Linked DNA regions of Homo sapiens: region 2 is linked to region 1. Evidence: chromatin loops called from intact Hi-C (ENCODE). Cell type or tissue: endothelial cell of umbilical vein. All regions are shown on one strand. Each heading gives the region's core, and the rest is flanking DNA. Links, peaks and the distances in the headings are about the cores only. Region 1 has its middle 21 kb from the start of MIR365B. Region 2 has its middle 99 kb from the start of COPRS.

Evidence for each region. Peaks named below come from ENCODE experiments on the same cell type or tissue, not always from the same donor. Only the 100,000 strongest peaks of a DNase experiment are listed, where the experiment ranks them.
Region 2: it touches region 1 in a loop (10-fold over the local background); 2 of 110 quality-filtered maps call a loop at or near these places.

What each region holds. Positions count from the first base shown.
Region 1 is chr17:31,588,951-31,604,277 of GRCh38, reverse strand. No RefSeq gene overlaps it. Among named protein-coding and RNA genes, the nearest start is that of MIR365B, 21 kb to the right of the region's middle. RefSeq lists enhancers at 4,906-5,760, 5,761-6,616, 7,489-7,628, 6,812-7,676, 7,677-8,543. In endothelial cell of umbilical vein, for the core only: no CTCF peak of the experiment used is centred there; a DNase peak (open chromatin) is centred at 7,417; H3K27ac peaks cover 1,856 bases.
Region 2 is chr17:31,752,245-31,767,571 of GRCh38, reverse strand. It overlaps the pseudogene GPR160P2. Among named protein-coding and RNA genes, the nearest start is that of COPRS, 99 kb to the left of the region's middle. RefSeq lists an enhancer at 4,736-5,935 and a silencer at 13,008-13,302. In endothelial cell of umbilical vein, for the core only: no CTCF peak of the experiment used is centred there; no DNase peak of the experiment used is centred there; H3K27ac peaks cover 849 bases.

The DNA of each region.
Region 1 (15,327 bases), core at 4,872-9,871:
TAGCAGATTCACCACTGAAATTTATTTGCCCTTGAGTTAATGCTAAAGTAGGTGACAAATCCAAAGCATGAAAGAAATGGGTCTGGATTTAAGAGGGGGCCAGGAATATGCACCAAAAGCCTTAAAAATGTGCACAACCTCTGGCCAAGCAATTTCACCTCTAGGAATTTCTCCTCCCGAAATAGCTGGGTAAGTGGGCAAAGAAGTCTTTACAAGGCAACATTGTTTATGGCTTTGAAAAACTGGAAACAACATAGTTGTCCAACAATTCACTTAATAAATATAGCATATTCATACCGGCAAATACCACATAACCATGAAAAATGATGTTAGGTCTGCTGACACAGAAAGCAGTTCATCACACATTTGCTGTGTGAGAAAAGCCTGCATTGGAGAAGTATGTGTGATATGATCATGGCTGTGTTAAAAACAAATAAACAATATTCCAGTAGTGATCAATTATCAGATATCAGATTATTAGAAATAGATCAGATATATAGCAAGACTTCAGCAGTGGCTTAGCAGATTATTATTTCTATATGGATATAAGTAGGATGAGAGATCACTTCTGTTTGTTGCTTTTTTTTTTTCCTTCAGGGAACATGTGTCACTTGAGTAATTAAATAAAAGCTTAAAAAGTCTTTCAAAGGAAAATGTTCCCAAGATCCTGCAAAACTGACTGTTGTCAGTGGTTTCTCCAGAAAGAAACTGCTGAACTGGGCCACGGGAAGGGGGCTTGCTTACACCACTGGTGAAAGGGAGGCAGAGGACAAACAAACCTGGAGGATGAGAAGGGGCAGGGGACGTCGATAGCAGGGGTCCAGGCCAGAAAATGATCAGGGAGGCATGGGGGCTCATATACAACCATTACCCACCTCCCTCCCACAGCCAGGTTACAAGCCACATGGGCATGGTAGGTCCTGCCCTGGATGCTGGTCCCTGGCCGACTCATGGCAGGTGGAGTTCGGCACCTTCCATACCCCATCCCTAGCACGTACAGTAAGTCCTCAGTTAACGTCCTCAATAGGTTCTTGGAAACTGTGACCTTGACAAAATGATGTATAATGAAATCAATTATTAGGGAAATGACACGGGACGAAACGACATCATTGAGAACCTGCTGTATGTCATTTTGCTTAAAGTTGCAGTTTCCAAGAGCCCATCGAGAGGACGTTAAGTGAGGACTTTCTGCATGTGGATCTATGGGGGCTGAGAGGCCTCTCGGTAAGAAATCGGAAACCTTGAACCACATCCACAGCTGGGGACATTCCTACTGAGAATGTCTGACCACCTTGGAGAGGGTGGGGTGGGTGGAGAATGAGGGTTCCTGCGAAGAAGTGAGGAGGTAAGGGACATTCAGCATAGGGGGCTCCCCTCAGAAACCAGCCTGGGTGCTGTTGGTGAGGGTGGTCCTGTTGTCTGTAGTTGTTGTTCTTTCAGGCAGAGAACAAAATCCTAAATCATGGGGCCGCTGGCTCTAGCCGGGCAGTGGGTCTGCGTTCAGGGGACAGCGTGTGTTTGTGTGTGTGTGTCTGTGTGTGTGTGTGTGCAAGCACGTGTGTGTGGGCGCATATGCACTCGCATGTATGTGTAACACTCAGGACCCAGAAAAAGGCCAAGCTACTGCTACCACTGTCCCTTAAAGATTGCAAATGCCGGCCAGGCGTGGTGGCTTATGCCTGTAATCCCAGCACTTTGGGAGGCTGAGGCGGGTGGATCCTGAGGTCAAGAGATTGAGACCATCCTGGCCAACATGGTGAAACTCCGTCTCTACTAAAAAAAAAAAAAAAAAAAAAAATTAGCCCAGCATGCTGGCACATGCCTATAGTCCCAGCTACTCGGGAGGCTGAGGCAGGAGAATTGCTTGAACCTAAGAGGTGGAGGTTTCAGTGAGCCGAGATTGCACCACTGCACTCCAGCCAGGGTGACAGAGTGAGAATCCGTCTCAAAAAGAAAAAAAGAGGCCAGGCGCAGTGGCTCACACTTGTAATCCCAGCGCTTTGGGAGGCTGAGGTGGGGGGATCACCTGAGGTCAGGAGATCTAGACGAGCCTAGCCAACATGGTGAAACCCTGTCTCTAATAAAAACACAAAAATTAGCCAGGCATGGTGGCGCGCACCTGTAGTCCCAGCTACTCGGGAGGCTGAGTCAGGAGAATAGCTTGAACCTAGGAGGTGGATGTTGCAGTGAGCTGAGATCACGTCACTGCACTCCAACCTGGGTGACAGAGGGAGACTCTGTCTCAAAAAAAAAAAAAAAAAAAAAAAAGGCCAGGCGCTGTGGCTCACGCCTGTAACCCCAGCACTTTGGGAGGCCGAGGCGGGTGGATCACAAGGTCAGGAGATCAAGACCATCCTGGCTAACATGGTGAAACCCTGTCTCTACTGAAAAATGCAAAAAATTAGCTGGGTGTGGTGGCGGGCACCTGTAGTCCCAGCTACTCGGGAGGCTGAGGCAGGAGAATGGCGTGAACCCAGGAGGCAGAGCTTGCAGTGAGCCAAGATTGCGCCACTGCACTCCAGCCTGGGCGACAGAGCGAGACTCCTTCTCAAAAAAAAAAAAAAAAAAAAAAAAAAAGATTGCAAACACTAGTTGCTAGGGTGATCAGGCAGCGACCCACAGACTTTGGTGGCCCTTGCAGAAGCCCATGTGGAAAGTGAGGCCAACAGAGGTAGCTGTGTCTCAGGGTCACCAAAGAAGCGGCACTGACTGGGCAGAAGGGGCAGAGGAGGCCAGGCAGGTGGCCTGAGATGAGCAGGAGTGGTGTCTGTCCTACCCTTGAGCCAGCCACTTTCTATTCTTGAACCATCCAGTGTCCAATCACTGCTGTCATAAACAACTGTAAATTTCATAACTTAATACAACGCACGTTTACTCTCTTGGTTCCGGAGAAGAAGTCCTCATGTCAAGGTGCTGGCGGTGCTGTGTTCCTTGTGGACACTCTAGGGGAGAATCTGTTTCCTTGCCTTTTCCAGCTTCTAGAAGCCACCTGCCGCCTTGGCTCCTGACCCTTTCCTTGCATCTCGCTGACCCTTGCCTTCTCTCCCTCTGCTTCTGCCACCATGTCACTGCCTCTGACTCCGACCCTCCTGCCTCCCTCTTATAAAGGCCCTGGGAGCAGAAGTAGGGGCCTAGGGTGAGCAGGCTTTGGTCATTAATATTAACTGGTCATTCAAACTCACAGATTAGTGAAGCTTAAGAATGCTTAGGGTTCGATACCAATGGGGAAACTGAGGCCCAAGGGGAGTTAAGGATCTGTCCAAGGCTGCAGGGCTAGTTTTCCAGCTTTCCTCCGTGCTGCCTGTCTGTTAAACTCAACTGACATTAGAAAAAGAGGAATATTGTTGTTGTCTGTGGTTGCTGTTCTTTAAGGCAGAGAACAAAATCCACCAGATTATTTTTCAGGGTTTGCTTTGCAAGTGAAGGCCCCAGAGCCCCCGAGTGTCATTAGTGCAGGAACTTGCTGTGCCTCTGGGCTCTTTGAAAGTTTCTTGCCTTGCTGGGGCCTCCATCCAGGGAACATGGAGGACTGGAGTGGGGTAGGGAGGGTGGACTGGGGCCAGAGGCACCCAGTGCTGCCACGTAGAGCAGTGGCAAACAATCGGTCCTCTGAGGCTGCCTGGCGGCTGTTGGTCACCCTTTGGCTATTTTTTTTTTTTTTTTTTTGAGACGGAGTCTCACTCTGTGGCTCAGGCTGGAGTGCAACAGTGTGATCTCAGCTCACTACAACCTCGCCTCCCAGACTCAAGCGATCCTCCCGCCTCAGCCTCCCAAGTAGCTGGGATTACAAGCGTGTGCCACCACGCCTGCCCAGCAATTTTTGTATTCTCAGTAGAGACGGGGTTTCATCATGTTGGCCAGGCTGGTCTCCAACTCTTGACCTCAAGTGATTCACCCGCCTCGGTCTCCCAAAGTGCTGGGATTACAGGTGTGAGCCACCCTGCCCAACCACCCTTCGGCTATTTCCACAGGAAGGAATGTTGTCCTCTGGCCTCGATTGGGGGTGGGTTCTGGGGGTGAAAGGAAAGCACTTGGAACCTACCCACTAAGAAAAAATTTCTCACAAGATCATTGACATTTTGCAGAAGTGACATGTGTGCATGTTTGGGTGGTGAGTGGAAGTGGGGAGGGGATTAATGCTTAAATTTGTTTTTCTTTCTAGAGCCAGCCAATTTCTCGCCGACATCAGAACACCTGGGTTTTAGTCCTGCCACTGGTTCTCTCCCAGTATGACTCTAAGTGAGTCTTGTGACTCCTCTGGGCCTCAGTTTACCCATCTGTAGAATCAAATGGCAAAATGGGCCGGGTGTGGTGGCTCACGCCTGTAACCCCAGCACTTTGGGAGGCTGAGGCACGTGGATCACCTGAGGACGGGACTTCAAGACCAGCCAGGCCAACATGGCGAAACTCCATCTCTAAAATACAAAATACCCTGACTAAAAATACAAAAATTAGCTAGGTGTGCTGGTGTACGTTTGTAATCTCAGCTACTCGAGAGGCTGAGGCAGGAGAATCACCTGAACCTGGAGGCGGAGGTTGCCGTGAGCTGAGATTGTGCCACTGCACTCCACCCTGGGTGACAGAGTGACACTCTGCCTCAGAAAAAAGAAAAAAAAGAAAAGAGTGGATAACCTCCTAGGTGCCCTCTGGGATTCCAGGACTCGGCCAGCTCATGCTTGGGTGCTTACCACAACCTCCCTGCTGGGCTCCCACTGCCCTCCTGTGCTCCTGGGGTCTCAAACCCACCTGCTCACTAGAACCAAACCCCCCTGACCACATTTGGGCTTTGCTCTCCGTCATGCTCCCACAACGCCCACCCTGGCGCCTGGCCCTCAGCAGGCCCAGCCCCATGAACTGGTAGGGAACGACTCAAAGCCTCCCAGAAGGAAGAGGTCAGCGAGCCCCCAGCACAGGGACTGGGCAAGGATTCTCTGTGCACCGGAGGGAAGCCCCTCTGTCTGGGTCCGTTCTGCAGGAGAACTGCAGAATCCCAGGAAACCAGTTGTTAAGGAGCCAGCAGCAGCCACTAAGTCAGATAATGAGTACTTGGGTTTTTCCAGCCCTGTTTACCTTGTGTTAAGTACACAAAAATGATGTCATGTGTGGCACAGCGGACGGGGTCTCTCTGGGCCTGGACTCTGGCCTCATCAGGGGCTCTCCCTCTCCTCACACCGGTCACCCCAATCCTCACCAGTATGGGTGGGCCTTGGGGAGGGGGCATCAAGGCCACATCAGAGTTCTCAGTTCTCTCCCAGCCTCCCATTTACTCCACTGCCCCCACCTCCCCAAGTTCAGCTGCTGTCATCTCTCAGCAGGAAGACCGCCCCATCCTCAGCTGGCCCTCCTGCTGCCACCCTATCTCCTCCACCTTTACCCCAGCCTGCAAAGCAGCACCCTGCAAAGCAGCACCCTGCCTGAGACCCTTGACTGACTCTAATTTTGCGCTCAGAAGAAAGCTTGGCCTGCCCTGAGGCCCTCGAGATCTGCCCCCGATCTCCTGCCTTGGAATACTTCCCCCCACACCCTGCGACTCCACGCTTTACCCCCCTCCACCCTCTGGAGCTCCTTGCACATTCTCGAAGCTTTACCTCCCCTCCTTGAGATCTTCATCCCTTGGGACCCCTTTTCTGCTCACACTGACTGTACTCCTACTCATCCTCCCTTCCTCAGGGGAGCCCTTCAGAGCCAACCCCTCCCCTACCACGTTCCCTCCTGTGCTCCCCCTCAGGGGGTCCTGCCCACAAAAGGAAAGCCACTGACATGTAGAGACTGCCAGACCTGCAAACTTTGCAAGACTCAGGAAGGGCCCTGGGGTTTGCCAATTACCTTAGGAAGAGATGTGGTGGGGTAGGAAGGAAGGGTGAGAACTTTGGTTGGGGAGGTAGGGAAGGCTTCCTGTAGGAGGAGGTGAAGGGGATGAGCCAAGGACTGCAGAAGAGGCCAGAAGGGGCCCTCTGGAGCTCCAGGCAGGGAGACCTCATCTTGTATCAACCCCAATTGCCTCCCCCACCTCCTTCTTCCCTCCCATTCTGCCTGGCTTTGGAACAATGGCCTGGGCCTTTCAGTAAAGGCTCACCAGGTGCTCCCAGCTTCCTCAGGGTCAGTGAGGATGGGCGAACACGGCCAGGTGGGGTGAGAGGGGTAACCTGCCCCTTGGTAGCAGCACACATGGTAGACCAGCCGGCAGTCACAGGAGGGCAGATCTGCAATATCCACTGTGGCCCCAGGCTGGTCTCCTCTGAACTGGCCCCAGCGGACTCAGTCGGAAAGGCCTCCTGTTCAAGAAATTGGTTCTCACCTGACATGAGGACTGAAGGCCTGGGGTTCCCCGTCAGGCAGCCTCTCGGGAAGAAGTGTCCCCCCATCCTCATTCTTTGAGTACCTGCCCCTTGTGCAGACCCAATGCAGCAGAGCATCCAGTAGGGCTGCTGCCTGCAAGAGGCCACGTCTGAGGATGGGGAGACTCTGCGGGCCCATGCGGTAGGTAGTCTACTGAGCACTTGCTTGGTGCCAAGCTCCATCCAAGCTGGGGTCTAGGGTCACAGGAGGAGCAAGACTCCCTTCCTGACCTCCAGGGACACCTTGTCCAGGGCAGGAAACAAACACAAGAATCCTTCATGCTTCATGCACACTCAACTGAGGACAGAGGTCAACCATGTAGACGGGCACTCCAACAGAGATGGCAACAGATTCACAATGGCCAAAGCCATCTCAGTTCCCCTCACAGCTCCTCTGTGATGGGAAGGTAGATCACATTTTACAACACTTATGCATAGAGGGCACATTTGTGCACACACCCAAAACCAGGCAAGTGCCTTAACCACTCTCGACCTCAGTTTTGACTTTTGCTAAATGGGCTTATGTTGTGTAGCTGTTGTGAGACTGGATGCAGGAATGGATGTGACAGGGCTCACCTCTCAGTAGGTATCCAGTGTTAGCTTCCTAAGCACAAGCAGCCGTCTTGGTGTGGGGCAAGATGGCAGGTGGGGACAGGGGTCTCTGACAGATGAAGTTGGGACCCCAATGCAGGAAGAGTGGGGTGAGTTGTCTGGGGCCAAACTTCAGGATGCCAGGCTCTGGGCACTGCCTTTACCTTACCTCTTCCCCCTGCAGGGTCAGGGAGGTCCCCATCCTGCCCTCCCTTCTAGGCTCATGACAGACCAAGCCACCCCATGTCCACCACCCTGTTGCTCAGTTGATGGGTCATGAAGCCACATGAGCTCATTGTTCCGGCCTGTCCCAGCCTTGACCATTCTGCAGTGGAAGAGCTGGTCCTAACCTGGAAATCCCCCCCAGCAGGCAGAGGGAGCAGCGCCATGCCTCCCTCATCGTAGCTCCTGACTCGCTGGCAGTGGCAGCCACTTCCTCTGGCCAGGCTGGGCCAGCAGTTGCGCTGCCTATAAATAGAAGAGTGAGATTCCTCGTGGCCCAGTGAATGGCACTGACATCCTGCCTCCGCCTGACTGAGCCCTGAGTCACAGGCCCCTGCCGGAGGCCCTGCTGCTCTGGGCAGACCAGGCCTGCACCACTGACAAGGCCTAGGAGGAAGCATTAGGGCAGTCAAGAGTCCCTGGGGAGGCTGACTGAGGCTTAAAGAAACGGGGCTGGCATTTCCTCCCGGCAAGGCTGGCCAGGGCCCTGCACTCAGGCTGGCTGGTGAAGAAGCGTGCTGGGGGGCTGCGTGCATGCAGGCACGGTGTCAAGGTGGCCGGCCCCAGGAAACACAGCAGCCTCTACACTCCCTTCCAACAGTGCAATGGAAGGGGGGCGTTTCCCAAAAGCCTCATCTGTGCTCATGGCACCCTCATTCTGCCTTTGCTCATTTAAAAGCCAAAACCAAACCCACACAAGATAGGCACACCCACAGGAGCTCAGAAAATTGGTGGGAAGGCTGGAAAAACAGGCCTGGGCAAGGGCAGGAACCAAGACAGCTCCTGAGGGCCAAAAGGCGGGAAGGGCAAGCGCATAGATTGGGGGTGGGGAGCAGGAATGCGTGGCAGGAGGCAGCCGGGAGACTCTGACTGTCCTTGTCCTTCTGCCCATGAATTAGAGGAGTGGACAATCTTACTGGCTAGGTGGGTCACATGTCCACCCTATGGCAGGGCAGGGCAGAGGGAGCCTGGTAGACTCTGTCCAGCAGAGAAGAGGCAGTTCCTCCCCAAAAGAAACTAAAGGCCTGTGAGGAAAGGGAGTTGGGTGGTCCAGGCTCAGCAGATGCCCACCATCCATGCTCTGCTCTGAGAGGGCCATCAGACACCCACCTATCCAGCAGGCTCTCCCCACCGGCCCTCATTATTCCCCACTCCCGCCCTAGCTGCCTCGCACTCTAGCTTTTGGGATGTGTTTTATTTTGTTTTCTTGTTTCTTTCTCCTCCACTGGATCCACTGGATTCCACGCTCCATGAGGACGAGGACCAGGTCAGGATGTGTTCACCTTTCCCTGTGCAACTGGCACGTATTAAATGAATGAATGAGCAGCCTGCATGTGTGGGGCACACACACTCATGAGCACACCCCTTACATGCACTCCTCACACACACTCACTCCATAGGCACACTCTCCCCTCCATGGTGTTCTCATCTAGTTTAAGAAGTGTGCATAGTGGCTCATGCCTGCAATCCCAGCACTTTGGGAGGCTGAGGCAGATGGATTGCTCGAGCCCAGAAGTTTGAGACCAGCTTGGACAACATAGTGAGACCCCCATCTCTACAAAAAATACAAAAAATTAGCCAGGTGTGGTGGTGTTCGCCTGTGGTCCCAGCTACATGAGAGGATCACTTGAACCTGGAAGGCTAAGGCTATAGCAAACTATGATTTTGCCACTGCACTCCAGCAGCCCAGGTGACAGAGGCAAACCCTGTCTCAAAAACAAAATAAAACAAAACAAACATGAGGAGCCCACTCTCTCTCTCACTGTCACCTCTAAATCTCTCCCCAAATCCCAGCTGTGCGATTGCATTCTCTGCAGTCCTGAGCCATGAGGAGTGAGACATTCTCCTGATTCACACCCAGGCGTTGGTAATTTCTCAGTCCAGAGGGACTGGGGTGGAAAAACCTGCTCTTGCTCAGGAGGAGGGGAAGTAAGTTTCTGCCCCATTTAAAAAGCCTCACTGGGTCAGACCTGGGGCCAGCACTTTGGAAGGCCAAGGTGGGTGGATCACCTGAGGTCAGGAGTTCAAGACCATCCTGGCCAACATGGTGAAACCCCGTCTCTACTACAAATATAAAAATTAGTGGGGTGTGGTGGCATGCACCTGTAATCCCATCTACTCGGGAGGATGAGGCAGGAGAATCATTTGAACCCAGGAGGCAGAGGTTGCAGTGAGCTGAGATCATGCCACTGCACTCCAGCCTAAGTGACAGAGCAAGACTCCATCTCAAAAACAAACAACAAAACAAACAAACAAACAACAAACAGCCTTGCTGGTTCCCTGTTATCTACAAGTTGAAGCCCTACCTCCACTGCATGGCTTCTCAGCCCAGGCCAAACCTTGGGGCCACAGGGAATTTCTGCACTTCTCCAAATACCCCATGTTCTTTCCCATCTCCATGCCCGCATGCAAGCTGATCCTTCCACCTAGAATTCGTTTCGCTCCCCTCCCCTGGTCCCCATTGCTTGCTCACCTTGCAAACTCCTAGTTATACTTCAAGACCCATCCAGATTTCATCCCCTTGCAAGACTATGAGCAACAGTAATGGTTTCTACTCCTCCCTTACCCAATTTGTCCTAAATGCTCAAGAAGCACAGATATACAGAACTGTGGGCTTGGCAAGGCCCTTAAAGACCCACAGTGGTCTGCAAGCCCAGGGTGGTTGGAAATGTGTAGGGTATTTTTTGGTTGCCACAGTGACAGGGACTGCTGCTGGCATTTAGTGGACTGGGGACCAGGAATGCTCACTAGGAAGAACTGTCCCTCCCAAAGGGTCAATAGCACCCTATTGAGAAATACTGAGCTGCCTCCTCTTGAATGGGGAACCCATGGCCAGGGAGGGGAGACGTCTTGCCAAGGTCACACAGCACCAAGGTGGCTGGTACTCACTCCTTTCATGGAGCACTCCTGGGCGGTGGGCCTGACAGTGGCCCTCTGACCCTCCAGGTCCTTAGATCCTGGCCTGGTGCTGGCCATGCTACCAGCGCCAAGGATGTCATGAGAAATGTGTCTGGGAATGCCCCTACAGCTCTCACCAGCTGCTGCACCTTCCCCACCCATGCTGGAGGCCAGATGGCCTGGCGTAGGCGATGATGTGCCTGGAATGTGGAGCCAGCCTGCCCGGGGAGGGGAGAGCCCGGCTTGTGGCTCACACACAGTCACCAGAGTGAGGGCCAGAGTTCTACAATTACAGTGTCTGGTTCCATGAGCTTATCCAAACACAAAGATCTGAGCCTGGGCACTAGTGAGCACAACACTCCAGGGCCCAGCCTGGCCAAGGCAGGTGGGGAGAGAGAGGCGAGGCCTGGTGTGAGAGGCGAGGCCTGGTGTGCCCAAAGTCATGCCCTCACCCCTGCTCCGAGATGGCATGGCTAGCCATCCGCAGAACTCCCACCCTCAGGCCCTTACGATGGGCTAGAAACTGAAAATTATACACACACACAAAGAGACAATGGTATAACAAACCCTGATATACCCACCACTCAGCTGTGACAATCATCGACCTATGACCCATCCTGCCTCATCCAGACCCACCCACCTTCCCATTCACATCCCTCCTCGCTGTGTGTGTGTGTGTGTATGTGTGTGTTTTGAGATGAAGTCTCACTCTGTCGCCCAGGCTGGAGTGCAGTGGTGTAATCTCAGCTCACTGCAACCTCTGCCTCCTGGGTTCAAGCGATTCTCCTGACTCAGCCTCCTGAGTAGCTGGGACTACAGGTGCACACCACTGCACATCCTGCTAATTTTTGTATGTTTAGTAGAGACGGGGTTTTCCCATGTTGGCCAGGCTGGTCTCAAACTCCTGACCTCAAGTGATCCACCCACCTCCGCCTCCCAAAGTGCTCGATTCCAGGTGTGAGCCACTGCACTCGGCCAGTTTTGAAGCAAATCTCAGGCATGACATCATTTCATCCATAAATATTTCAGGGTATATCTTCAAAAGAACTCTTCCTTCCAAAAAACAAAGCGCCATAATCACAACAAACAAATTAACAATAGTTGCTATTATTATCAAAGAGCAGGTCAATGTTCCAATTTGTAATTGTCACACAGTTGCTTTTTGACAGTTTGTTTAGATTTTGATCCAAATGAGGTCTACACATTACAGTCGTCAGTATATTCTCTGAGTGTTTTTGGGTCTAGAGGTTTTGCTTTGTTTTGTTTTTGAGACAGAGTTTTGCTCTTGTTGCCCAGGCTGGAGTGCATTGGTGCGATCTCGGCTCACTGCAACCTCTGCCTTCCAGGTTCAAGCGATTCTCCTGCCTCAGTCTCCTGAGTAGCTGGGATTACAGGCACCCACCACCACGCCTGGCTAATTTTTGTATTTTTAGTAGAGACGGGGTTTCACCATGTTGGCCAGGCTGGTCTCGAGCTCCTGACCTCAGGTGATCCACCCACCTTGGCCTCCCAAAGTGCTGGGATTACAGGTGTGAGCTGCCACACCCAGCAAGGTTTTTGTTTTGTTTTTGCTTGCAATTTATTTACTGGAGGAAACGAGTTGTTTGTCTTGTGGTATTTTCCTCCATCTGGGTTTTGTGGATTGCTCCCCTGTGGTGTAGTTCAACATGTTCCTCTATCCTCTGTTTTTCCTAAAAGTTGGCAGTTGGAAGTAGAGGCTTGATCAGATTCAAGTTATAGATAGATAGATAGATAGATAGATAGATAGATAGATAGATAGATACACACACACACACACACACATAAGACCATGTCCTTAGCTGGCATCAAATTCTTCTATTAGGAGGCACATAATGTCCAATTATTTGTTCCTGATGTTAGCAGCCATGGAAGCTTCAAGCAATTAATTCATTAAGGACTTCAGAATGACATTATATTTCAATCATTCAGCATTTATTAGCTGGAATCCATCTATAAAAGAGACTTCCTCTCCTCTATGATTTGGTTACATAGTGATTCTGTTTGAAAGGGACTTTTGTAGTTGATCAGCTCTCTCAAAGGACTGCTAGGGTAAGTGGGCCAGAGAGGGCAAGTCCCTCACTAAAGGACACACAGCAAATTGGGAGCAGGGCAAGAACTCAAACCCAGGTCTGCTGCTTCATGCGCAGCACTGATCTGGAGGCTGCACGGTGGAGCAGGAATCAGGCCTGGACTTGAATCTAGGACCTGCCATTTATAACCAGTGGCCTTTGGGCAAATCTTTCAGCCCTGATGCTTCTCTGTAAATGTAGGGATAATCCCATCTCCTTGACACAGCCCCAGGTTCACCAAGGTTAGTTTCCTCTTTGTAAGAGGGACTTGGAGAAGCCCAGTCTGACCTCCCAATGTGAGGTCCATTCACCAAGTCAACCCTCAGGTTCACAGCCTTTCCCTCTTACTTTCTATGGCTGCTTCCGGACCTGCCTAAGGGCCCTCCCAGGAGCATAGCCCTGGCCAAGGAGAGAGACTATTTCTCAGAAAGCACAGGCCTCTCCCAGCAAATGGTGAGCTCAGAACCAGCTACATATTTTATGGGGCCTTTTGTTCAAAATTATTAAGAATTTCAACATGGTGAAAGCATAAACAAAGCACAGAACCCTTTTAGTGGTGGGCTCTGTTGTGACTGCGTGAGTGGCAGGCCCACAGAGGTGGCCTGGGGTGAGCTCTGTCCCCGCTTGTGTTTGAAGGCATGTGGACACACCTCATTCGACTCAACAAAACTTGAGTGTATAAGTCAGGACACATTGGCCATAACCAACACAAACCCAAATCAAACTAGCTTTGGCTAAAAGAGTTTACAGTAAACAGCGTTTCATAATCATAGTCCTGTAAATGTTGTTTCTTGGGAATCTTTTGAGTCGACCTGTTGACAAAGCTATAAACATTTATTGTGGAAGGCTGGGCGTGGTGGCTCATCCCTGTAATCCCAGTGCTTTGGAAGGCTGAGGCAAGAGGATAGCTTGCATAGTAAAACCCCAGTCTCTACAGAAAATTAAAAAACTAGCAGGCGTGGTGGTGAACACCTGTAGTCTCAGTTACTAGGGGAGCTAAGGTGGGAGGATTGCTTGAGCCTGGGAGGTCAAGGCTGCAGTGAGCTATGACTGCACCACTGCACTCCAGCCTGGGAGACAGAGCAAGACCCTGTCTCAAAAAAATAAATAAATAAAATAATAATAAATAAAATAACCAGTCCGGGTGCAGTGGCTCACACCTGTAATCCTAGCACTTTGGGAGGACGATGTGGGTGGATCACTTGAGCCCAGGAGTTCAAGACTAGCCTGGGCAACATAGGGAGACCCAATCTCTACAAAAAATACAAAAATCAGCCACACATGGTGGTGCATGACTGTCATCTCAGCTACTCAGGAGGCTGAGATGAGAGGATCGCTTGAGCCCAGGCTTGCAGTGAGCCAAGATCATACCACTGCACTCAAGCCTGGGTGACAGAACAAGACCCTGTATCAATCAATCAATCAATCAAACATTGTGGAGAAGAGAATGTGAATGTCAATAACACAGACAATACAAAAATTATACCTGACAGCCGGGCGCCGTGGCTCACGCCTGTAATCCCAGCACTTTGGGAGGCCGAAGCAGGGGCAGATCATGAGGTCAGGAGATCGAGACCATCCTGGCTAACAGTGAAACCCCGTCTCTACTAAAAATAGAAAAACAAAATTAACCACGCATCCCAACTCCCTATAAGAGCTCCCGGTTGCAGTCATCTCCACAGCTGTCATACTTGTACCTTGGTGGTACAAGGTACAAGTGGTGTACAGTGTACAGTGGTGGGCACCTGTAGTCCCAGCTACTTGGGAGACTAAGGCGGGAGAATGGTGTGAACCTGGGAGGTGAAAGTTGCAGTAAGCCGAGATCACACCACTGCACTCCAAGCCTGGGCGACAGAGTGAGACTCCATCTCAAAAAAAAAAAAAAAAAAAATTATAGCTGGCAGAGATAGGGTGTGAACAAGCAGATAAAATGGTAAGGGCATCCATATTTATTCTTATTCTAAAAAGGGTGGGAAGACAAAAAACACTGTCTAAAGTTGAACAAAAGAAATAGACTTTTTTTTTTTTAAGACAGAGTCTCACTCTGCCACCCAGGCTGGAGTGAAGTGGCGCCATCTTGGCTCACTGAAAGCTCTGCCTCCCAGGTTCAAGCGATTCTCCTGCCTCAGCCTCCTGAGTAGCTGGGACTACAGGTGCGTGCCACCACACCCAGCTAATGTTTGTATTTTTTAGTAGAGACAGGACTTCGCCATGTTGGCCAGGCTGGTCTTGAACTCCTGACCTCAAGTGATCCGCCCGCCTCGGCCTCCCAAAGTGCTGGGATTTACAGGTGTGAGCCACTGTGCCCGGCCAGAAATAAACTATTAGATATAGGTCATCAGTAGATGACCTACATGTACTATACATTTCAAAGTTGAGGGGGTTAGGAGGGTAAATAAGCTAAATCCTCATGTACCTTACAGAAAAGTTGATGGCTATTGGTCTAAAGTTATAAATCAAGAAATAGGTGTGTAAGCATATGATCTAGTAACTGGGGTAACTACAGAAAAAAATACAAAAGGAAATGTGTGAAACAGCTTGTGTCTGGAGTACAGCTGGGGTAAAGCGGGGAGAATAGGGCAGAAGGCTGGGGATTTTCTTTATAAGCTCTTTTGTGCTATAGGGGCAGCATTCCAAATCCACAAATCCGAAATCCAAAAGGCTCCAAAACCTGAAACATCTTGAGTGCCAACATGATGCGCAAAGGAAATACTCATTGGAGCATTTTAAATTTTTGGATTCCGGGTTTGTGATGTTCAGTCCGTAAGTATAATACAAATATTCCAAAATTTAAAAAAAATCCAGTATCTGAAACACTTCTACTCCCACACCTTTTGGGTAAGAGATATTCAACGTGTATTTGATTTGTTACTATGCTCTTGTATATTTTGATAATAATAAGGTAAAAAAGGGATGGAGTTTATTGCCTCATATAAGCCAGACACAGAAAGGCAGAGGGGCTAATAATCTCAGCTGACTGCTTCAGGGCCTCATTCTCTCAGGCTCCACCATACAGCCACTGGTAGCTCTAGAATCAGATTTTTCAATTTTTTTTTTTTGAGATGGAGTTTTGCTCTCGTCACCCAGGCTGGAGTGCAACGGCGCAATCTCAGCTCACTGCAACCTCCGCCTCCTGGGTTCAAGCAATTCTCTTGCCTCAGCCTCCTGAGTAGCTGGAATTAGAGGGC
Region 2 (15,327 bases), core at 4,087-9,086, 160 kb before region 1:
CATCACTAACTGGCATAATCTGCCCTTTGTATCCCATTCTCCACAAATGAACTTCCATCGGTATATAGGTTAAGGTCAGGATTAGCTAAGGGGACTTCTAAGTGATCATCTCAGGTGGCATAAGTCTGGACTATAATTTGTTGGCAGTCATGCTCGATTGGTTTCTCATCCTCTGGGAGAAAAGTGGCAGGGTTGAAGGCCACGCATGTATGCATTTGAAGCACTAGTCTCTCAAGGAGTAGCAGCTGGTATCTAAGTAGACAGTTGTCTGATAACCATAAACTTCCTTTGGCACCTAGTATGCCACTTACATCACAAGTAGTCCAGACAGTGAGATCCTTTCCTTGTATTATTTTGATAGCCTCTGACACTAAGATGGCCACTGCCACAACTACCCATAAACAGTGAGGCCAGCCTTTTGCTACTACATCGATTTCCTCACTTAGGTGTGCCACTGGTTGTGGGGTTGTCCCATGAGTCTGAGTAAGGACCCCAAGAGCTATCCCTACTCTCTCTGTGACGTTTAAAGAGAAGTTTTCTCCTGTGGGAAGGCTTAAAGCTGGAGCTTGCACTGGAGCTTGCTTTAAGGTTTTGAAGGCTGTTTCTGCCCCTGGTTCCCATTCTACTAGATGAGTATTTGCCCTCTGGGTCTCCTTGATTAGAGTATAGAGGGGCCTGGCTATCTCGCCATATCTGGGGATCCATAGTCAGCAAAAGCCGGTGATTCCAAGGATCCCCCATAACTGTTTTAACATCTTAGGGCAAGGATAAGCCAGTATAGGCTGTATTCATTCCTTGCTGAGGGCCCTGGTCCCTCTGGATAAGATTAGGCCTAGATATTTGACCTGCTGTAGGTAAAGCTGAGCCTTCGACCTAGATGCCTTGTACCCTTGATTAGCTAGAAAGTTCAAGAGATCTAGAGTAGCCTGCTGACATGAGGCTTCCAAACTGGTAGCCAAAAGTAAATCATCCACATACTGAAGAACCAGAGTGCCTGGACTTGAGAAGTGGTCTAGATCTTGGGCCATGGCCTGACCAAACAGATGAGGGCTATCCCTAAACCCTTGGGGCAAGACTGTCCACATAAGTTGGGATGTGTGGTCTGTGGGATCCTCAAAGGCAAAGAGAAACTGGGAGTCAGAGTGCAGGGGAATACAGAAGAAGACATCCTTGAGGTCTAGAACAGTGAATCATTCTCCTTCCTCTGGTATTTGAGAGAGCAGGGTACAGGGGTTGGGTATAACTGGGTATAGAGGAATTACTGCCTCATTGATGAGTCTAAGATCTTGCACTAGTCTCTACTGACCATTCAATTTTTGCACTCCTAGAATTGGGGTGTTGCAGGGACAGCTGCATTTCCTTACTAAGCCTTGAGCTTTTAAATGTTTAAACAATACCCTGTAATCCTTTATGAGCTTCAGGCCTTAAGGGATATTGCCTTTGATAAGGAAAAGTGGTGGGGTCTTTTAGCCTGATTTGGACTGGGCAGGCATTTTTTGCCCTTCCAAATTGTCCTACCAATGCACAGACTCCAGGGTTGATTCCCTCCTCAAGTACAGGACAACACATGGGTAAATTCTTCCCCATATTCATGTAGATAATAGCTCCAGCTTTGGCTAACATATCTCTCCCTAATAACGGTGTGGGACTTTCAGGCATGACAAGAAAGGCATGTGAAAAGAGCAAAATCTCCCAATTACAACTGAGGAGGTGAGAGAAATACCTGGTTACAGACTGTCTCAGGATTCCTTGGATGGTAACGGACCTTGAGGACAGTTGTCCAGAACAAGAGATTAACACTGAGAAGGCCATGCCAGTGTCCAGGAGGAAGTCAATTTCCTGGCCCTGAATGGTTAAACGTACCCGGGGCTCAGTGAGGGTGATGACATGAGCTGGCGCTTGCCCCGGGCACCCTCAGTCCTGTTGTTGAATCATCTGATTGGGGGCTTCTGGGCCAGAGAACCTTCATCCTCTGGGGCAGTGTGCCTTCCAGTGATTCCCTCAGCATAGTGGACATGGGTGAAGGGGCAGCTTGTTTCTTGTTGGACAATCTTTTTTAAGGTGTCCTTGTAAACCACACTGATATCAAGCCCCACTGGGTGATTGGCCTGCTCCATTTTCTGTCCTCTCTGAACCACCAAGGTTTGTTTGTCTGAGGGCCATGACTAAGGCTGCGGCCTTTCTCTGATCTTGGTTTTCCTTTTGGGCCTGTTCCTCTTGGTCCCTATTATAGAACACCAATGTTGCCAGGTTTAATAATGCCTCCAGATTTTGTTCAGGTCCAGGGCTCACTTTTGGAGCTTTCTTCTGATATCTGTGGCTAATTGGGTAACAAACTTATCTTTTAGAATCAACTGACCCTTGAGTGGGTTGGGTGACAGGGGAGTATATTTTCTTAAGGCCTCCTGTAGCTGCTTGAGGAAAGCGGAAGGATTTTCTTCCTTTCCCTGAGTTATGATAGACATCATTGAAAAATTCATGGGCTTTTGCCTAATTCTCCTTAGTCCTTCTAGAACACAGGTCAACAGATGTTTGCGACTCCAGTCCCCATAATCTGAGTAAAGATCCCAGTGGGGATCCATACTGGGGTTGGCTTGCTGACCAGTAGGGAATTTGTCCCTTTCTTTGGCTGTCATTCTATCATTTACTTGACTAAGATACCAGGTAGCTCCAAACCCTTGGGCTGCAGCTAAAGCTGCATTCTTTCATTAAAGACCAGGGTTTGATCTAACAATAGCATGACATCTCTCCAAGTGAGATTGAAGGTTTGCCCTAGACCCTGTAGGACATCTATGTACCTATCAGGATCATCTGAAAACTTCCCCAGGTCTACCTTGATCTGCTTTAAATCAGAGAGGGAGAAGGGGATATGTACCCGGGTTGGGCCAAATTCCCCTCCCCCTACAGCTTGAAGGGGGCATATCAAATAGCCCAGGGGTTTTTGTGGTCCTTTGGAGGTTTCTTTGCTTATTTGCTTCTGAGCAGGGGAGATTAGAGGAGGCTTATCACTAATAGGAAGGGGAGCTATAGGGAAGCTAGGATATGGGGGTAAGCTGAGAGGTCCTCCTGTGGGATGTAAACTGCAAGCTTTGAATAGTTGTGTATTCTCCTTCAATGAAAAGAAATCTTGGACATAAGGTATTTCACTCCATTTGCCTTCCCTCTTACAGAAAATATCAAGCTGCAGGATAGTATTGTAATTTAAACTTCCCTCAGGTGGCCATTTTTTCCCATCAGAAAGAGAATATTGGGGCCAAGCCATAGTGCGGAAAAAAATGAGCTGCCTCTTTTTCAGGGTTTGTGGGTCAAATTGGTACCAATGGCTTACAATGCATTTCAAGGGTGAGCCTGTTGATGCCTGAGTGTTTCCCATCTGAAAGACAAAACCGCCCACAGTTTTGGTTTGTTTGTTTCTCCCCCTGCCCAAGAACCCACAACAGTCCCAGGACCCTGCTGATCAGAATAGTCATGCTCGCCAACACAGCAGCAGAAATACCTTTTGCCCAAGAATCTGCAATGGTCCCCAGACACTGCTGATCGGAATAGTTGTGCTCACCAACACAGCAGCAGAAACACTAGTTTTCCTCCTAGACCACAAGGAGGACTGAGGAAGGTCAGATTTAGTGACCCTTACTGACACATCCTTGAAAACCTGCACCCTTGCCTGACCTCCTAGACCACAAGGAGGACTGAGGAAGGTTGAATTTAGTGGTTCTTACTGACACATCCTCAAAAACCTGCACCCTTGCCTGTCCTCCTAGACCACAAAGAGGAACGAAAAAAATCAGATTTAGTGGACCTTACCAACACATTCTTGAAAACCTGTTACAGTCCTGTTTTCCTGTTAGTGTTGAGACTTTATTTGTGTCCTATGTAGATGTTATGCCCCAAAAATGAAGTGGAGGGCCACACTCTGAGGGAGAGAAGGGATCTCCAGAGTTGGAAGAGTCATGCCTTTTGTCCTCACTTGTATGAATAGGAATGATACAATTTCTGAGGCTCCCCATATCTTAGCTTCAGGAATAGCTTTTATTAGGCCTGCTTGTCTGAGGAGGGATCCTAAAATTCCAGATTATCCCCCCTATGATGGGGCTTAGGGCAAAAATTATGTCTTTCTTATTGGTGAGCCCGGGTTCCTAAAGAAGGTAACAGAGTCCTGAAGTTTATACTAGAAATCATACTTACAGGAGAAACTAGAAAAGCACCAGAGACAGGGAGTGGTTTTTAGAAGCAGGACTAGCCTGAGAGAAGAGGAGAGAGGAAGTTTGTCTGACAGGAATTAGGACCCAGGAGGCAAGCATCAGGATAGATAGGATAGATGGGCAAGTGTCACTTGGGTGACATGACTGAGAGTTCCGCTCATGGCCTCAGGGTCAACCAACTTGTTATCAGGACCCCGGAGCTGAAGGGCTTTCCTCTCTGTCAACCCTTGGCTCAGCCCAGAAGTACAGGAAATGTGAAAGCTGGTTCCAGGCAAACCAATGCTCCCAACTCTGAAGAGTCGGGGGTTGTTAGAGAGCCCTTTCCCAGAAAGCCAGACACCCGTGTCTTCAGTCTGGCAGCCATGCTGGTTGCTTTTAACTGGCCAACAGGTGCCCGGTATTTAACCCCTGAATTCTAAGGAAAAATAGGACAGAATAGCAAATGAATAGGGTCTGATGGTACTCACCCCTTGGCGATAGGCGATAATCCCTTCATGGTTGCCAAAATGTGTCCAGAATTGGTTCCTTCCGGTGGGTTATTGGTCTTGCTGACTTCAAGAATGAAGCTGAGGACCCTCACGGTGAGTGTTACAGTTTTTAAAAGTGGTGTGTCCGGAGTTTGTTCCTTCAGATGTTCAGATGGGTCTGGAGTTTCTTCCTTCTGGTGGGTTCATGGTCTCGCTTGACTTCAGGAGTGAAGCCGCAGACCTTTGCAGTGTTACAGCTCTTAAAGGTGGCATGTCTGGAGTTGTTTCTTCCTTCTGGTGGGTTAGTGGTCTCACTGACTTTAGGAGTGAAGCTGCAGACCTTCGCAGTGAGTGTTACAGCTCATAAAGGTAGTGCGAACCCAAAGAGTGAGCAGCAGCAAGAATTATTGTGAAGAGTGAAAGAACAAATCTTCCACAGCATGGAAGGGGACCTGACCGGGTTGCCTCTGCTGGCTCCGGTGGCCAGCTTTTATTCCCTTATTTGGCCCCACCCATGTCCTGCTGATTGGTCTATTTTACAGAGCGCTGATTGGTCCATTTTACAGAGTGCTGTGCTGATTGCTGCATTTTTCCAGAGTGCTGATTGGTGCGTTTACAAACCTTTAGCTAGACACAGAGTGCTGATTGGTGCGTTTTTTACAGAGTGCTGATTGGTGTGTTTACAAACCTTTAGCTAGACACAGAGAGCTGATTGGTGCATTTTTACAGAGTGCTGATTAGTGCATTTACAAACTTTTACCTAGACACAGAGCACTGATTGGTGCATTTACAATCCTCTAGTTAGACAGAAAAGTTCTCCAAGTACCCACTCGACCTAGGAAATCCAGCTGGCTTCACTTCTCACTGAGATTGCGCCACTGTACTCCAGCCTGGGTGACACAGTGAGACTCCATCTCAAAAAAAGAAAAAAAAAAACCAAAACCATTGCTTAATAAATAATACCATCACCCCCCAAAGACACATTCTGAAAAGGTAAGAAGGCTGGTGGAAGACTTCAGTTCATATCTAGTCCTTAAAATCTTTGAGAATCAAGATTTCAGTCACCACTAGGCTATATCAATGTATAATCCATTCACCTAACTTAGCATTTGCATATAGCCGGAGCTTTCCTTCTCATTTATAAAATTATTTTGACTATAATTGTAAGTTATTATTATTATTATTAATATTGTGAGACAGGGTCTCACTCTGGCACCCAGGCTGGGGTGCAATGGTGTAATCATGGCTCACTGTTACCTCAACCACCGGGCTCAGGTGATCCTCCCACCTCAGCCTCTCAGGTAGCTGGGACATGGTGGCATGTGCCACCATGCCTGGCTAATTTTTTGTACTTTTTGTATTTTTTGTAGAGACAGGGTTTTGTCATGTTGCCCAGTCTGGTCTTGAACTCCTGGGCTCAAGTGATCTGCCTGCCTCAGCCTCCCAAAGTGCTGGGATTACAGCTTGAGCCACTGTGCCTGGCAAGTTTTGATTAATTGTAACATGGCAACATATTGACAAATCATTACTGATACAGACTTTTCAGTCTGCTAGATATTATGAATTGTAAGTGTAATGAAGCTGCATTTCATTGACAACAGCTGCATTTCATTAATGTCGTGTGACCCATGGGCAAATGAATCCACTGGTCATACGATGTCTCTCTTTTTTTTTTCCCCAAGACAGAGTCTTGCTCTGTCACCCAGGCTGGAGTGCAGTGGCATGATCTCAGCTCACTGCAACCTCTGCTTCCTGAGTTCAAGCAATGCTCCTGCCTCAGCTTCCTGAGTAGCTGGAATTACAAGCACCCGCCACCGTGCCTGGCTACTTTTTGTATTTTTAGTAGAGACAGGGTTTCACCGTGTTGGCCAGGTTTGTCTCAAACTCCTGACCTCGTGATCCGCCTGCCTCACCTCCCAAAGTGCTGGGATTACAGGAGTGAGCCACTGCGCCCAGCTGATGTCTGTTAAAGTAAGCTTGTGATACTTGAACCAGGGAACTGTGGCAATCAGGAAACTGTTGACCATGGACAACCAGTGAATATTTATCTAAGTACAGGCTAGAATCTGTACTTAAGTAAGTGGGTGATTAGTTGAAGGAATACAAATTGTAACCAAGTAAGAATGTTTTCTCAGAGCTCACAGTATAATTAGAATCAGAGTCAGATGAAAAAAGAAGGCATGGAATAGCCTCATTCATATAGGAAGTTATCCTAATTGCCAGTACTGATGTGGCAAGTTCTGACCAAGAGATTATGAATGATATCAATCAATAACTTGTAATGCTGACTTATAAAGGACATTGACGCTGGGCTCCGTGGCTCCCATCTGTAATCCCAGCTACTTGGGAGGCTGAGGCGAGGAATGAGTGCAGAGTGGGGCCTTGTGTGCAACCCTAGATCTTGCTCCTGGGAGCCCCTGGAGTGGTACTTTTAAAGAAAAAAGATGGGGTCTCACTTTAGCTGGGTGTGGTGCCTCACACCTATAGTCCCAGCTCCTCAAGAGGCTGAGGTAGAAGGATCACTTGAGCCCAGAAGTCCAAGACTTCAGTGAACTATGGTTGTGCACTGTACTCCAGCCAGGGTGACAAAGCAAGACTTCATCTCTTACAAAAAGAAAAAAAAAAAAAAAGAGGACATTGATGAGAATAAAAGTTCTGTGTGTTTATGCTGGCTCTCTAAAACATAAGAGATAAAATCCAAATGAACAAATACAATTAATTTTTAACAGATATAGCAGCTTGGAAGTTTAAAGAAATTCTAGTAAGAATTTAAAGAAACTCTTGTGAAAACTGGAAAACAAAAACATGTAAATAAAATATCTTGAGAAAATGAACATATAGTATTTACCAAATTTAATGCCTAAAAATTCAAAATCCTGAAATAGGATATAAGGGATATGTTTGTCAATAGTAAAAGACTGATGAATGCTAGTAAAATGTAAAAATATTCCATAAAACATCGACAGGAGTTTTTTCATCTTATTCCTTGTGTGAAGACATTTGGGAACCTTTTCCCAAGTATACTCCAGCTCAGCAGGCAGCTAACCCACTGAGGGCTGGTTTGTTTGTGAGGATGGAGACCTCAGACAGCAGGACTATGAAGGATGAACAGGTACATTTTGCAGCTAAATTTCAGAAGACCTGCTCAAGTATGTACGATAAAACCCTGCTTCATTTAATTTTCTGTCCCCTGACTTTTCCAGTGTGGGTTGCTTGGCTGATTATCTTCTCCCTATTTTTTTTTGTTTTATGGTCTCCAATAATCTTGCATTTCTCTTTGTTCTACCAAAATGCTGCCTGAATAAGCTCTGGGTCTTTCGCACAAGTATGGGCTGAACCTGTGCTATGTCTTGCCTATGGGGCCTTTTCTCTGCAGACCTCTTCCGTGTGGTGGTCCCCAGATTGAAGGGTACAGTCTGGCTTGCCACTGCACAAGGTCATCAGAGGGATTTAATCTCATTTTGTGCTCAGCCATCCTGGTGAGGCCAAAGGGGTCATGGGGCTCATTTTGCACCTTGGGTGCATATATGGGTTTTCCCTGGAAAAATGTATTGTTTCATCCACTATCATTGCAAAGTCACGTAAGCCAACATTTGTTGGGCACCAAGCATTCTGCTAAGTGCCCCACATGTGTTATCTTAATTTATTCCTATGAAGTAGGTGCCCTTATTATTCCCACCTTATAGACAGAGAAACTAAGTCTCAGGATGGTTGTTTTCCCAACCACTTAATAAGGTTTACCATTTAATAAGTGGCAGATCTGGGTGTTGAGCCCAGGTCTGTCTGAGTTCCTAACCACTGAGCAGGTGGTCTTTCCTTCTGCACACACACACACACACACACACACACACTCATATGCATTTTTATAATAATGAAAGAATCTCATATATGCTGTTTTGTAGCTCCCTCTTTTCACTAACCCACTACAAGATGGGGCAAGAAGAGCATAATAGATTATTCCCCAGCCTCATCCTGACTGGGCAGAGCTTCCCACATCTGTCTTTTTCCCCCAGTGGAGTCTGGAGCGTGAGTCACAATGGAAAGGTCTAGAAAGCAGCTTCTTTGGTAGAGGCTCCATGGTGACCATAGTACAGAGATGGGGCCCAACTTGGGTACCCACCAGAGATAGAAGAAGGAATTATTACTTCCTGACAGGTGAGTCAATGAGATGGTATTGTAGAGTCAATTTCTTATCACTGAAAGCATTCAGGCAGAAGTTATTAGATTGGTGGTTCTCAATGGGGATATATCATCTCTTTAGTGGTGGTTTTGGAACTAGGGGGATTATTTTTGGTTGTCATAATGATTTTGCAGTCAACTACTTCCATTTAAGAGGGCAAGTCCTGTAGCGTGTGCAATATGGTACAGACCCAGGCAACAAGAAGCTTTCCTGCCTCCTCTGAACTTCTGAATGTCCTGGAAGAAATTCATATAGGAAAAAAACCCCCAATAAAACAAAACAAAACAGACAAACAAAGAAAACACCCCAAAACCTGTTTATAATTTGCTGATCCCAGAAATGAATGCTGTTTTATATATAAAGCAATGTCATGTTTTTGAATTTTTTCAAATATAAACAATTTTTCAAAAGTGCAAATACTGGGAAAAAAGGGAAAGATTATACTTTGCATTGTGTGCAATGTTAACAAGAGCATGTCACCATTTTGGAAAATCGCAACCTGCATGGTAATGACACGATATTTGAGTTGCTGATACATTTATACCTACCTGCATTTGTAGCTATTGATTCATGGTGCAACACACATGTACATGACAGGTAGTTTAGTTTGTGAGTAGAGGAAAAGATACCCCCCACCCCATTTGCTTGTATTTTTGAATATCAGGTATTAGGTTGAATCATGAAATTACCATTTTTGTAGATCAAAGTTCCATATTGGAAATTTCATAGAGTTCAACTTAATATTGAATATTGTCTAACTTCTGAATCTAAATGTATTTCTTCTTATTCCATGCAAGTATCACACTACGACGTGCCCAAGTATTTATGTGTTGAAATGTTACTTTATCCCTTTTATTTTTCATTTAAGTTGCAGGTATATCATTATATTAATTCTTTTGTGTTGTCATATAAATAGTTTATTACTGCATTTAAATAAAGTCAAAGAGGCATTTAAAATGCTTATGAAGGCAGGCGTGGTGGCTCATGCCTATAATCCCAGCATCTTGGGAGGCCGAGGTGGGCAGATCGCTTGAGGCCGGGAGTTTGAATACAGCCTGGTTAACACGGTGAAACCCTGTCTCCACTAAAAACACAAAAAATTAGCCAGGTGTGGTGGTGGGGTGGTAGGTGCCTATAATCCCAGCTACTCAGGAGGCTGAGGTGGAAAGCTGCTTTGAGCCTGGGAAGGCCAGGCTGCAGTGAGCCGAGATTGTACCACTGCACTCCAGCCTTGGCAACAGAGTGAGACACTGTCTCAAAAAAAAAAAAAAAAAAAAAAAAGCTTATGAAAAGGGAGTTTGGGTTTGAAGGGATGAGAAGTTTGCCTTAAGGCAGCACTCACAATATTCTATTCTATATACTAGAATGCTGTTTGGAAGAACTTGAACACCGTAGTTACCATATTATCCTACAAATGGCAAGTCATGCTCCCTCCCGAGTCCCCTAAGGGCTTCTGAAACCAGGGAGGGAAACCAACATTGGGAGTGTCTGTCTGCTGTGTGTCCAATACTTAAGGTATCATCTCTAATCCTTACAGCCACTCTGTGAAGAAGGTGGGGCTATCCTTAATTTGCAGATGAGAAAACTGAGGATTACAGTGTGTCTTAGTCCATTTGAGCTGCTGTAATAAAATACCATAGATGGGGTAGCTTATAAGCAACAGAGATTTCTTTCTTACAGTTCTGGGGGCTGGGAAGTCCAAGATCAAAGCACCAGCAGATTTGGTGTCTGGTAAGGACTTCTGTCCTGGTTCATAGATGGTGCCTCCTCACTGTGTCCCTACATGGTGGAAGGAGTCAGGGAGCTCTCTGGGGTCTCTTTTATAGGGCACTAATCCCAATCATAAGGCCTCTGCTCTCATGATCTAATCCCTTTCCAAAAGCCCCATCTCCTAATACCATCACATTGGTGATTAGGTTTTTAACATATGAATTTTGAAAACATTCAGACTCTGGCAGAGTGAGTGGTTAGGATACTTGTCGAAGATTACACAGTAAGTAGTGGAGCAGGAATTTGAACTAATTTCAGTGGAAATCTGAGGCAGAGTTTCCAGCAGATATATAAGATGCTCAGTTAAGTTTGAATTTCAGATAAGCAATGAATAGTGTTTTATTATAACTATGCCCCCAAGATTGCATGGGATACACTAATAGAAAAATATTATTTTTTGTTTATCTAAATTTTAAAATTAACCTGTGGTCCTGTATTGTTGTTGTTAAGTCTGGCAACCTCACTGCAAGGTCTACACTCTACCAATTTCCTTGCTGTTCTTTTTTTTTCAAGACAGAGTCTTGCTCTGTCACCCAGGCTGGAGTGCAGTGGTGCAATCTCGATTCACTGCAACCTTGACTTCCCAGGCTCAAGTGAGTCTAGTGCCTCAGCCTCCCAAGTAGCTGGGATTGCAGGCGCATACCACTACGCCCAGATAATTTTTTTATTTTTATTTTTGGTAGAGACAGGGTTTCACCATGTTGGCCAGGCTGGTCTCGAACTCCTGACCTCAAGTGATCTGCCCACCTTGGCTTCCCAAAGTGCTGGGATTACAGACGTGAGCCACTGTACCTGGCCTTTTTTTTTTTTTTTTTTTTTTTTTTTGAGATAGTGTCTCACTCTGTCACTCAGGCTGGAGTGCAGTGGCGTGACCTCAGCTCACTGCAACCTCTTCCTCCCAGGCTCAAGTGATCTTCCCACCTCAGCCTCCTGAGTAGCTGGGACTATGGGTGCACACCACTATGCCTGGGTAATTTTTGTATATTTAGTAGAGACGGGGTCTTGCTATGTTGCCCAGGCTGGTCTTGAGTTCCTGGGCTCAAGTGATCCTCTCACCTCAGCCTTCCAAAGTTCTGGGATTACAGGCATGAGCTGTTGTGCCCAGCCTTCCCTTGATTTTTTTTCTTTTTCTTTTTTTTTTTTCGAGATGGGGTCTTGCCCTATTGCCCAGGCTGCAATGCAGTAGCATGATCTTGGCTCACTGCAACCTCTGCCTCCCGGATTCAAGTGATTCTCCTGCCTCAGCCTCCCGAGTAGCTGGGATTACAGGTGCCCACCATCACGCCCAGCTAATTTTTGTATTTTTGTAGAGATGGGTGTTTCACCATGTTGGTCAGGCTGGTCTCAAACTCCTGACCTCAGGTGATCCACCCACCTCGGCCTCCGAAAGTACTGGGATTACAGGCATGAGCCACTGCACCCAGCTTGACCCCTTGATTTTTTATTCCAGAAGTATCTCTTGGGCCCTAGTGTGAATCATCAAAGGAGGCAGCAGGAAGTAGAAGAAAACCTTCTTCAGGGCTTGAGGGGCCCTGGGGCCTGGCCCTGTTCAGCACAGTGAGACTGGGGGAAAGACACACCTGTCTGGGCCAGTTTCCTCACCTGTGAATTGAAGAGTTGAACAAAACCATCTCAAGGGTCGGAAAATATCTTCTGGGCTTTTACCACATGCCAGGAACTGTTCTAAACTCTTGGGCTACAGCAAGGAACAAAATTGAAAAAGTTCCCTATCCTTGGGGAGCTTGCATTTTAATGGGAAAGAGAGAGACAATAAGTAATAATGCCAGCTACCATTTATTCAGCACCTACTGTGAGTCAAGAGTCAAGCCCTATGCAGGGATTCTGTTTTTTTCCCCTGAGACAAGGTCTCACTCTCTCACCCAGGTTGGAGTGCAGTGGTGTGATCATGGCTCACTGCAGCCTCGACCTCCTGGGCTCGAGTGATCCTCCCATCTCAGCTTCCTGTGTAACTGGGACTATAGGCATGTGCCACCATGCCCGGCTAACTTTTGTGTTTTTTGTAGAGATAAGGTTTTGCCATGTTGCCAAGGCTGGTCTCAAACTCCTGGACTCAAGGGATCCTCTCATCTTGGCCTCCCAGCATGCTGGGATTACAGGTGTGAGCCACCGCACCAGGCCGGGGAACTCCCCTGGCCGTTTTGTTCCTATCTTGTCCTACATCCAGAGCTTGGCATGATGCTGACACACCACAGTTAGCAGGGGCAGGCCCAGGTTTTGTGGGGCTGGGAACTTTTTTTAAGAAAAGTGAGATGCTTACTAGGCCCTTCCCTGTGTGAAGGAGAGGCCCTGAACAGGAAGCTTTAATAGTTTCACCGTAAGTATGGCTCTGGGTTCAGTCAATGACTGTCGAATGAACAAACAGCCTGGTACAGTAGTTTGCCTATTTTACAACTGTGGATGTGGAGGTTCAGAGAGGTGAAGGGACTCACACAAGTTCCTGTGACCAGTGAGTAACAGAGCTGATGGTGATGTGGTTCAGCAGTGAGGGGGAGAATGTGATAATGGCCAGCTGCTGGGTTTGGGATCAAGAAAGACCATGATTGTTGTTTTTGAGACAGAGTCTTGCTCCAGGCTGGAATGCAGTGACACAATCTTACCTCATTGCAACCTTTGCCTCCCTGGTTCAAGCAATTCTCATGACTCAGCCTCCTGAGTAACTGAGATTACAGGCGTGAACCACCACGTCCAACTACTTTTCTGAATTTTTAGTAGAGACAGGGTTTTGCCATGTTGGCCAGGCTGGTCTCAAACTCCTGACCTCAAGTGATCCGCCTGCCTTGGCCTCCCAAAGTGCTGGGATTACAGGCATGAGTCACTGCAGCCAGCCTAGAAAGGCCATGATTTAACTTTTTACCTTTGCATTGGCTTGCTGGTTAACTTTGGCCAATTGTCTTAACCTCTCTGTGCTTTTGTGTCTTGTAAAATGGAGAAAGTAAATACTGCTCGTGCACAGTGGCTGGAGATGATCAAGTAATGCTCATTTGGAGTAAGGGTCTCTCCCTATTGTGTCAGCTCGTGTCTGCCCAGAGGCAAGGTTGGAGTCTCCTCCAGTGCTCTGAGGTCTCTCAGGACTGCCTTGGGACCTGGGAACACAGGCTGAGGACAGATGGGGTGGGTTTGGCACAGGCAGCTGAGAGGCTGCACATTTTTGGAGCGACTGTGCTGCGCCTCTTTTCTGGAGAATGTGGCTCGATAGGCTTCCTTCTCATTCCTCGGAAGCACCTGTTGATATCTGGGAGAGGGGAAGGGCAGGAAAGGCAAGGGGCTCCTGCCAGCACTGGCTGTGTCCAACCTGGATATTTAGGAAAAAATCCAGGACAAACACCATTAACAGCTTCTCTGAGCCTCATACAGGAGGAAACAGGAGGCAGGAAAGGAAGGGGGAAGTATGCTTTGTGAGTCCCCTACTATGTGCCAGGGGCTTATATATGTTTCATAATAGCATATATATATATATATATATATATATATATATATATATATATATACACACACACACACACATACACATAAAGCGCATATATGTACATACTTTCTTTTGTGCCAAGCACTGTGCTTGGCATGTTACCTGTATTAACTCATTTAATCCTTACAAAAACCCATCAAGGTAATAACTATCCCAATTTTACAGATGAGGAAAGCTGAGGCACAGAGGGGTTAAGTAACTTATTCAAGTTCACATGGCAAATAAATGGTGGGGAAACAGGTAGTTTGGCTCTAAAGTCCACATGGGATGACAGTGGTAAAGAAGGTATTACCACGCCCCTTCGACACATGAGAAAACAGGCTCAGTTGAGGCCCAGCCTAGATCATACAGCAAGTGGCAGAGTATGAATTTCAACCCAAGCCCATCTGACTCCAAAGCCCCTGCATTTTCTATTCTACCAAGTTGCTGCCAAGCCCAGGACAGGATTTGAACCTGTGTCACTGTGCTTTTGTGCAATGTCTGGGAGCGAGCCATTTCTGGGATGTTCAAAGTTAAATTCGGGTCTCACCCTGACCCTAGCCCTAACTCCCTTCACCTCAGCTTGCTGCAGCTCCCTGCTCAGAGGAAGTTAGGCTGGGCGGTGCCAAAGGCAGAATGTACCTCAGGCCAAGGTTCTGAGGGTGAGAAGTGACACAGGGATTTGCTCTGTGGGCCCCCACACTCTCCAGCTGGCGCAGTTGTCAGGGACTGTGAACCCCTTTACCGCCACCTCTGTCCAGTCCTGCAGTGTTGCTTGGTGACCCTGAATGAATGAGTGATGGAGGACCAGGCCTTCCCAACATGTCCTCTCTCTGATGGTGTTTGGATGGCTGTGGGCTGAGCTAGTGTCCTTGAGGCCGCAGACCTAGGTATGAGTCCCTGTCTACCACTGTCTGGCTTCATGATGCTGGACAAGCCACTTTCTAAACCTCACTCAGTTTGCTAACAGTTCCTACTTCAAGGGTTATTTTGAGAACACATGTGAAGAGCCCAGCACAGAGCTTAGCATCCAGTAGGTGCTCAATAAATATTCCTGTTTCCTCTTCCCAGGGCCTAAGAGTCTCTCTTTCTTTTCCCTTCTCTCCTGCTTTTTTTTTTCCTTAAATTGTGATAAAATATACATAACATAAAATTTACCACTTTAACAATTGTGTTAAAATGCACAAAATAGGCCTGGTGTGGTGGCTTATGCCTGTAATCCCAGCACTTTGGGAGGCCAAA